Regions from separate parts of the Homo sapiens genome. Here region 1 is linked to region 2. A link is a contact called in ENCODE Hi-C or POLR2A ChIA-PET data. All regions are on one chromosome and are shown on one strand. Each heading gives the region's core, a stretch centred on a gene start or an enhancer-like site at or near the end of the contact. The rest is flanking DNA. Distances are from core to core; before and after follow the strand shown. Region 1 has its middle 43 kb from the start of BHLHE40-AS1. Region 2 overlaps ITPR1 (inositol 1,4,5-trisphosphate receptor type 1).

Region 1 (3,599 bases), core at 212-2,711, 250 kb before region 2:
TCTGCTTGCGGGGAAAAGCTAAGCAAATAGTACAAACAAAGTAAAAATATTTTTGTGGGGCGTTTTAGAATTTAGACGAGATAGGGTGCATTCAGGATAGTATGACCGTAGACACATTTTAGTATTTATAAAGCATTTTCCTACCCAGGAGTTAACTTTATCTTCACAATACCCCTGAGAAGTAGTTAGAACTGGTCATCTTAGTCCCAGTCTACAGGTGAACTCTGAGAATCTTTCTAAAGAAGAATTTCTAACTAGTAAAGAGAACAAATGATCTTTAGGGACTCGAAAGTAAACTACCCACAATAGCTGAGATGTGAAAACAATAAATGAATGGATAAACTAAATCTAGTATGTACATACAATGAAATATTATTCAGCCTTAAAAAGGAATGAAATTCTGGTAAGTGCTACAATATGATGAATGTTGAAGACATGATGCCAAGTAAAATAAGTCAGACACAAAAGGACGGTATTGTATGATTCCACTTATATGGAACACCTAGACTAGACAAATTTATACATACAGAAGTAGAGTAGAGGTACCGGGGGCTGGAGGGAGAGAGGAGTGGGGAGTTCTCGTTTGATTAGAATTCAATGAACAATTTAATTGGTGATGAATTGAAGGGATGCTGAACAAGCTCTAGGAATGGGTAGTGATGGTTGCACAACGTTGTGAATGTACTTAATGCCTCTGAATTGTGCACTTAAAAATGGTTAAAAGGTGGCTCACGCCTGTAGTCCCAGGATTTTGGGAGGCTGACATGGGTGGATCGCTTGAGCCCAGGAGTTTGAGACCAGCCTGAGCAGCATAGTGAAACCCCATCTCTCCAAAAAATAAAAAAAATTAGCTGGGTGTCGGGGCACATGCCTGTAGTCCCAGCTTCGTGGGAGGCTGAGGTGGGAGGATTGATTGAGCCCTAGAGGGTGAGGCTGCGATGAACGGTGATCACACCACTGCACTCTAGCTTCAGTAACAGAGGAAATTCTGTCTCCAAAAAAAAAAAAGTTAAAATGGTAAATTATGTGTTATGCATATTTTACTACAATGAAAAATTTTAAGAAAAAAAAGGTAACCCACATAGCAATCCCCATGCTTATCCAAGTCTTTCTTTAAAAGCAGACTCCTGGGTACTTATTAAAGCAGAAGCAGTCTTAACCCAGGCCTGCACTTGAAAGCAAGAAAACATCATGCCTTTAAAAAATAGCTCACGAGCGTGTGTTTTCACTAAACACAGGAGGCTGGTATTCCCCTCAGGTATTCCAAGTGAGCAAGATATGGCTGGTAGAGGGGAGAATTGGGAGGTGAGTCACCGGTTTGGCAGGTGACGTCACCATGAGGTGACCGTCTGCGTGGTGTGCCTTCCAACTCCCACGTCTCCCATTTTCTCCACTCAGGGGCGGCCAGGTCACCAGCTGGCTCAGCTGGAAGTCTATCTGTTCTGGTGTGATGTTTAGTGAGAAACATTCCTCTTTATGACTCAGTGACTCAATATCCCAACAGATGGGTTCAGGAAGGCTCCAGCAGCTAAAGCCAACTCCGAGGTCGAAACCTGGATAGCCAAGGAGGAGATGAAAGACATAAACCCTTGGGAAGGGAGAGGAGAGAGCTCGTTTTCTGTTTGTTGGAATGCTAAATATCTAAGAAGTAATGGGATGATTTAGGATAATAATTATTATCCTAAGACAACTTAGGAGACTGGCACACGGAAGAGGATAGTAAATATTTATTGAATGAAATATTCATTGATTATTATTTCAGAGGTATTCAGCTGCAAGAACAATCCCAAACTATGAGTGAAAAACACAGATTCTCGGGCGGGCACAGTGCCTCACGCCTGTAATCCCAGCACTTTGGGAGGCCAAAGTGGGTGGGTCACTTGAGGTCAAGAGTTCGAGACCAGCCTGGCCAACATGGTGAAACCCTGTCTCTGCTAAAAATACAAAATTAGCCAGGTGTGGTGGCACAGGCCTGTAATCCCAGATACTCAGGAGGCTGAAGCAGGAGAATCGCTTGAACCCAGGAGGCAGAGGTTGCAGTGAGCCGAGATTGTGCCACTATACTCCAGCGTGGGTGACAAAAGGGAAACTCCATCTCAAAAAAAAAAAAAAGAAAAAGAAAAATGTATATTCTTACTTATGTCTCACCAACTCTAGTTTTCTCAAAGGGGCACCAGAAATGGAGCTTGATATATTTTCATGGAATTGACACAGGTTTGATACGGACAACTATGATACTGACACAAAGAATCATGATGTTTATGCAGGTAATGAGATCATTAACAAGTAGTAATGTGAAGGGATTGTCTTGGACATGTTTGTACACTCATCCAGCAATTGTTAGCAGAGGTACCATATCTATATAAGATGAAAGGAAATGAGAAAGAGAAAGTATTTGCTTTATTTGTTTTTCCTTTTTTCTCTTTAGGCTCTATACTGTTGAGTCAATCTGGGATGGTTTAAGGTACATGAGCCTCGGTATCAGGCAAGCCTCAAATTAGTCAGTGAGGACTCTTAGTTGCAAGACAGAAACTGGATTCAAATTAGCTACAGGGGGAAAAAAAAGATCCAGCTGATGGCTTCAGGCATAGCTGTTTCCAGGTGCCCAAATGCTAGTGTTAGAGATTTGTTGTTTTTTTAATCTTTCAGCTCTGCCTGCCTATAAGATGACAAGGAATTGTCCCAGTAGCTCTAGTCTTACCTTTTGTGAGCTTAACAACCTCATTAGAAAGAGATCTTTCTTCTCAACAAAAATATCAGGATTAACCCTGGCCAGCCTGGCTTGAGTCACATATTCCTCCCTAGACCTGGAGATGGTGTTAAAGCCATAAGATGATGTTTCCAGAATAAAAAGGAATGGTTGCTGGGCAGGCAAAAACAATGGGTGTCACTCCCTCTGTGCAAATGTATGCCTGTGGGAGAGAGGGTTTATAGTTTATGTGGCACTTTCCTGATTTGTCACTACCTAGTGAGTCAGTCTGATGTGGTGGAATACGAGCGCTCTGGACTCAACAGGCCTGAGTCAAAATGTCGGCTCTTCATTAGCTGTGTGGCCTTGGGCAACTTACTTAAAAGTAACCGTGCGGGTAACTAGCATGTTTTGAGCGCTCGGCATGTGCTAGGTGTTACATATATTAATCTCGTTACTCCACAGCTCTGCAAAAGAGTTATTTTCTCCTTCTTATAGATGAGGAAGCTGAAGATCAGACAGATTAAGTGACCTCCTCAAGGTCACTAAGCTAGCTAGGGACACTCCAACCCAGGGTGCTCTGACTCAAGGCAGCCTCTCTGACCTTCCCTCTCCATGCCTGAAAAATGGACATGACATGGAGAAGAAGAAAGTGGCAGAAGAGGAGGAAAAGGAAAAATACTGAAACAGTGAAACGCCCACAACATATTAGCTATGCAATCAATCTAGTTCCCTTCATCCGTTCTTCCACTCACTTCTTTTCTTACTTTCCTCCATCTTTTTCTTTCTTTGGGCACTTCAAAAGGTCCTAGCTTTCTCCTTCCTTCCTTCCCTTCCTTCCTTCTTTCTTTCCTTCCTTCCTTTTTTTCCTTCTCTTTCTTCCCCCCACCTGCCCTTTTTTTTTGGACAG
Region 2 (3,342 bases), core at 339-2,838:
CTTCCCCTAGTTTAGGTCACAGCAGTTGAGTCAGGGTATCATGCTATCGCAGGGCACAAATTTCTATCATCATCCATAGATCACTGGATTAGTTGAAAAAGTCACTCAAATGCTGACCAGGAGCACATGAACTTCTGTTTATTTCGGACTTTCTGATAAATGGTGGCCAGGTACACAAGGTTGAATCTGTTAAAATTCACTCTAAAACACAATTTGTCAAAAGGAATTAAAAATAGCAGAAAAAAAGTCCATTTAAACCACACACCCAAATCGACTGTTAGTGTGGACTCTCAGTTCTAAATAGTAAAGAAAAAATAACTGCCATTCCCACAGGTTTCTGTGTTCCCATCTTTCCTAATGACCTTTCCTATGACATCCTTCATGCAATAAATACAGCTCAACCTTTCAGCCAAAACCCTGTAGTTCTAGGCTCTTTCATGATAATGATGAAGTGCTCGCTGCTGCGGATGGGCAGATAGAGGACAAATCTCAACATGCCCTGACATGGGAACAGTTAAAAAGGAAATGTGTCCAGAAAGGCTAACATGTTTTGAAATATACTTTAGAAACCTGATGCCTGCAAGCTCAATTGTTAAAACTGAATCATGGGATTCTCAGAGAACCTATGGAACCCCTACATAGAAGGGAGGGTTTTCTGGGTATACTTTAGAAGTCAACATCAGGAATGGTATATCAATTTCTCAAATATCCAAAAAAGGCCAGCTTGGAAATGCTGCAGGTTTAGCACCTAGAAGTCACGATTTTCATTCCGTTAAGCTGTTTGAGTAATAGAGAGTCCAAATGTCAGTGGGGCTTCCACATCAGTCACCTGCAGTCCCGCATTTGTACACAATACAGAGAAACTCAGCAGAGGCCCGCAGGCACATTTTTGGTTTGTGTAATTTTCCTTATTTTAAACCAACATTATTAACCACCCTTCTGCTAAATCAGTGACAAAAGAGAAAAAGGTATTTCCTTGATTAAGTAAAAATACATGTTTGTTTTTTTGGGTTTTTTTTTTTTGGTCCTAGATAGGCTTAGTTGTACTATTCTTCAACCGGCCCTTTTCCCTCAAATGGGGAAAAATCAGAAACCAGAGAGGGAATGGCGTTTCCACTGTTTCTCTCTTTGTGACTTTCAGAACCAAGGTATTTAGTACTCGATGCTGTTGGGATTCACTTCTTAGCTTGGAGCAAGGAATCTTCATTCTGTGTGACCTAACAGTTCAGAAGCTCCTATCCCCTCATGAGATACCTTACGTGGAAGAGAAAGGTTGGAGTTCTGCATCGTAGTCAGCACTAGCAACCTGGGTCATTCATTTAAAGAACTATCTTTAATATTTACTCTCATGACTAATTGCCCATGTGCATGTGCCAAGGCAAAACACAAAAGTGACTGTTTCCAAATGACTGTCTTCTGCTTTTAATTCCTACTTGCCTTCAGTTCTAACACAAGGTCCATCCTCTTCTTTCCCAAAGGATTGATATCATTGAGGATCAGGGCTGTGATGATGTCAATGCCATTGGATTCATGGGTGGCTATGCAGTTCTGAGCAAAGACACACACAGACATTCACACAAACGCTGGTCATAAATCAGACGTCAAAGGCCAACAGGCTGAACTGCTATTTCAACACAATGCTTACCACTCCCAGTAATGTCTCTAGGGGAGAGCTGCAAATTTTCCGTGAGAAAGTGGTAAGAATAAAAGACAGATGAAAATCTCTAGTTTCAGAATTAACAGTAAACAGTAGGAAAGTCCCCATGCACTGTAACTGATAAATTGGTTGTGTCTAATCCAAATCATGCAGCACAGTTGGCTTTTGTTCTTAAGGGAAAATATGGTGTATGACTGATTCTGGGTTCTGAACCCTTTTTCCCCTTTCAAGGTGTGTTCCATTCTCTCTAAAGCACTCTTTTTGTATTTTGTACTTTAGCTTAAGGCTTAAGCTTGGAAAGCAAGTTTCCTGTTTAAGGCACACAATATCAAAATTAATCATCTGCCCCCAGGTAACATCTCCGTTTGCAGCACAATCCACTCTGATCTGTTCCTTTCAACAGGCCCCTATTTGGCAGAGAAGCAAACTTGAGGTAATAAGGAAATTCACTTAGATGTCAAATAAAGCCTTTCCCCAAGCCTGTTGTATTTTTTTTGTTCCTTTTCATTTTAACTAGGACTACACCATCTGCTTCATGAGGGAACCGGGAGAAGAAAGTGCATCTCACAAAATGCTATTCTCACATTCACAGACAACTGAGACCAGGTTTTTAATAGACAATGAGTTGTCTCTCATAAACCGTTCTCCTCTGAATGAAGGGCCTGGCTCCCCAAGTCACACAAGTAACCTTCCCTGGCTGCTGGGTTTAGCACTGACCATTTGAAGCCTTGGTCGTCTCTCTCCAGTTAGGATGAAGCTATAATTTGGTATTAAAAAACATACTTGGCTGGGCGCGGTGGCTCAAGCCTGTAATCCCAGCACTTTGGCAAGCCGAGGTGGGTGGATCACGAGGTCAGAAGTTCAAGACCAGCCTGGCCAATATGGTGAAACCCCATCTCTACTAAAAAAATACAAAAATTAGCCAGGCATGATGGCATGCACCTGTAGTCCCAGCTACTAGGGAGGCTGAGGCAGAAGAATCGCTTGAATCCAGGAGGCAGTGAGCCGAGATTGCACCACTGCACTCCAGCCTGGGCAACAGAGTGAGACTCCGTCTCCAAAAACAAACAAACAAAACATCATACTCAACCTAGCACAATGCAAAAACTCACAAAATCCTTAAGATGCCATGTATAAGCAATGACTCTACTCAAGACAAGAAGTTATTGGGTTGTACTCCCAAAATATTCTTCTTTGAGAGACCAAAGTCAAGACTATCTCATCTTTCTTTCCCCTGAATGTCCATGATGTTTAAATCTCAACTATAAAAATGTCCTTATATTACTTTCAAGCTGTCTCACGTGTAGTAATTTTCTTCTCTCTAGCTAGGCTTAAACCCCCTTCCAGTAGTCACTCTTTGAAATCCCCTAGTATTTAAAATAGGTCACTGTCTTTTGGTTCTCATTTCACTCCTGCCTTATTGCCTACTCCTAGAAATCAAGTTAAATAGTTGGACATTCAAACCAAATCAAATGAAGCCAAACCTAGCCAAGGAAAGAGACCATGGACTGTCCCTCCAATGTCCTTCATTAGGAAGGTTCTGAAGTATCATGAAACACCATGGCTATTTCTCAACTGCTGGAAGACAGCCTCCTGTCCTACTGACTCCCTAGGCCAACAGGCACAGGCTTCGTGATTTCTGAACTAGTCTCTATCAACATTTCCAAAATGGGACACTTTTTTTC

Evidence for each region. A loop is a pair of places that touch in the nucleus more often than their neighbours do. ChIA-PET counts read pairs that join two places held with the same protein, here RNA polymerase II (POLR2A). Pooled maps may share reads with other maps.
Region 1: a pooled map shows a loop between it and region 2 (7-fold over the local background). The contact joins two enhancer-like sites. A Hi-C loop is called at or near these places in 1 of 168 maps with a recorded cell type or tissue (heart right ventricle), 14 of 37 single-sample maps with no recorded cell type and 16 of 50 pooled maps. POLR2A ChIA-PET finds 5 or more read pairs at or near these places in 5 of 52 experiments (HEK293T, activated CD4-positive, alpha-beta T cell, activated T-cell and 2 more).

Annotation. Positions count from the first base shown.
Region 1 is chr3:5,021,258-5,024,856 of GRCh38, reverse strand. No RefSeq gene overlaps it. Among named protein-coding and RNA genes, the nearest start is that of BHLHE40-AS1, 43 kb to the right of the region's middle. RefSeq lists enhancers at 1,121-1,490, 938-2,137 and a cis regulatory region at 2,830-3,028. Within about 2 kb of position 1,461, at least 18 of the 41 ENCODE cell types and tissues checked have a DNase peak (open chromatin) inside an H3K27ac peak, as active enhancers do.
Region 2 is chr3:4,775,470-4,778,811 of GRCh38, reverse strand. ITPR1 (inositol 1,4,5-trisphosphate receptor type 1) reads right to left here. Exons shown (of 62, transcript NM_001378452.1): 48 at 1,438-1,548. Among named protein-coding and RNA genes, the nearest start is that of EGOT, 26 kb to the right of the region's middle. RefSeq lists an enhancer at 2,099-2,168. Within about 2 kb of position 1,588, at least 7 of the 41 ENCODE cell types and tissues checked have a DNase peak (open chromatin) inside an H3K27ac peak, as active enhancers do.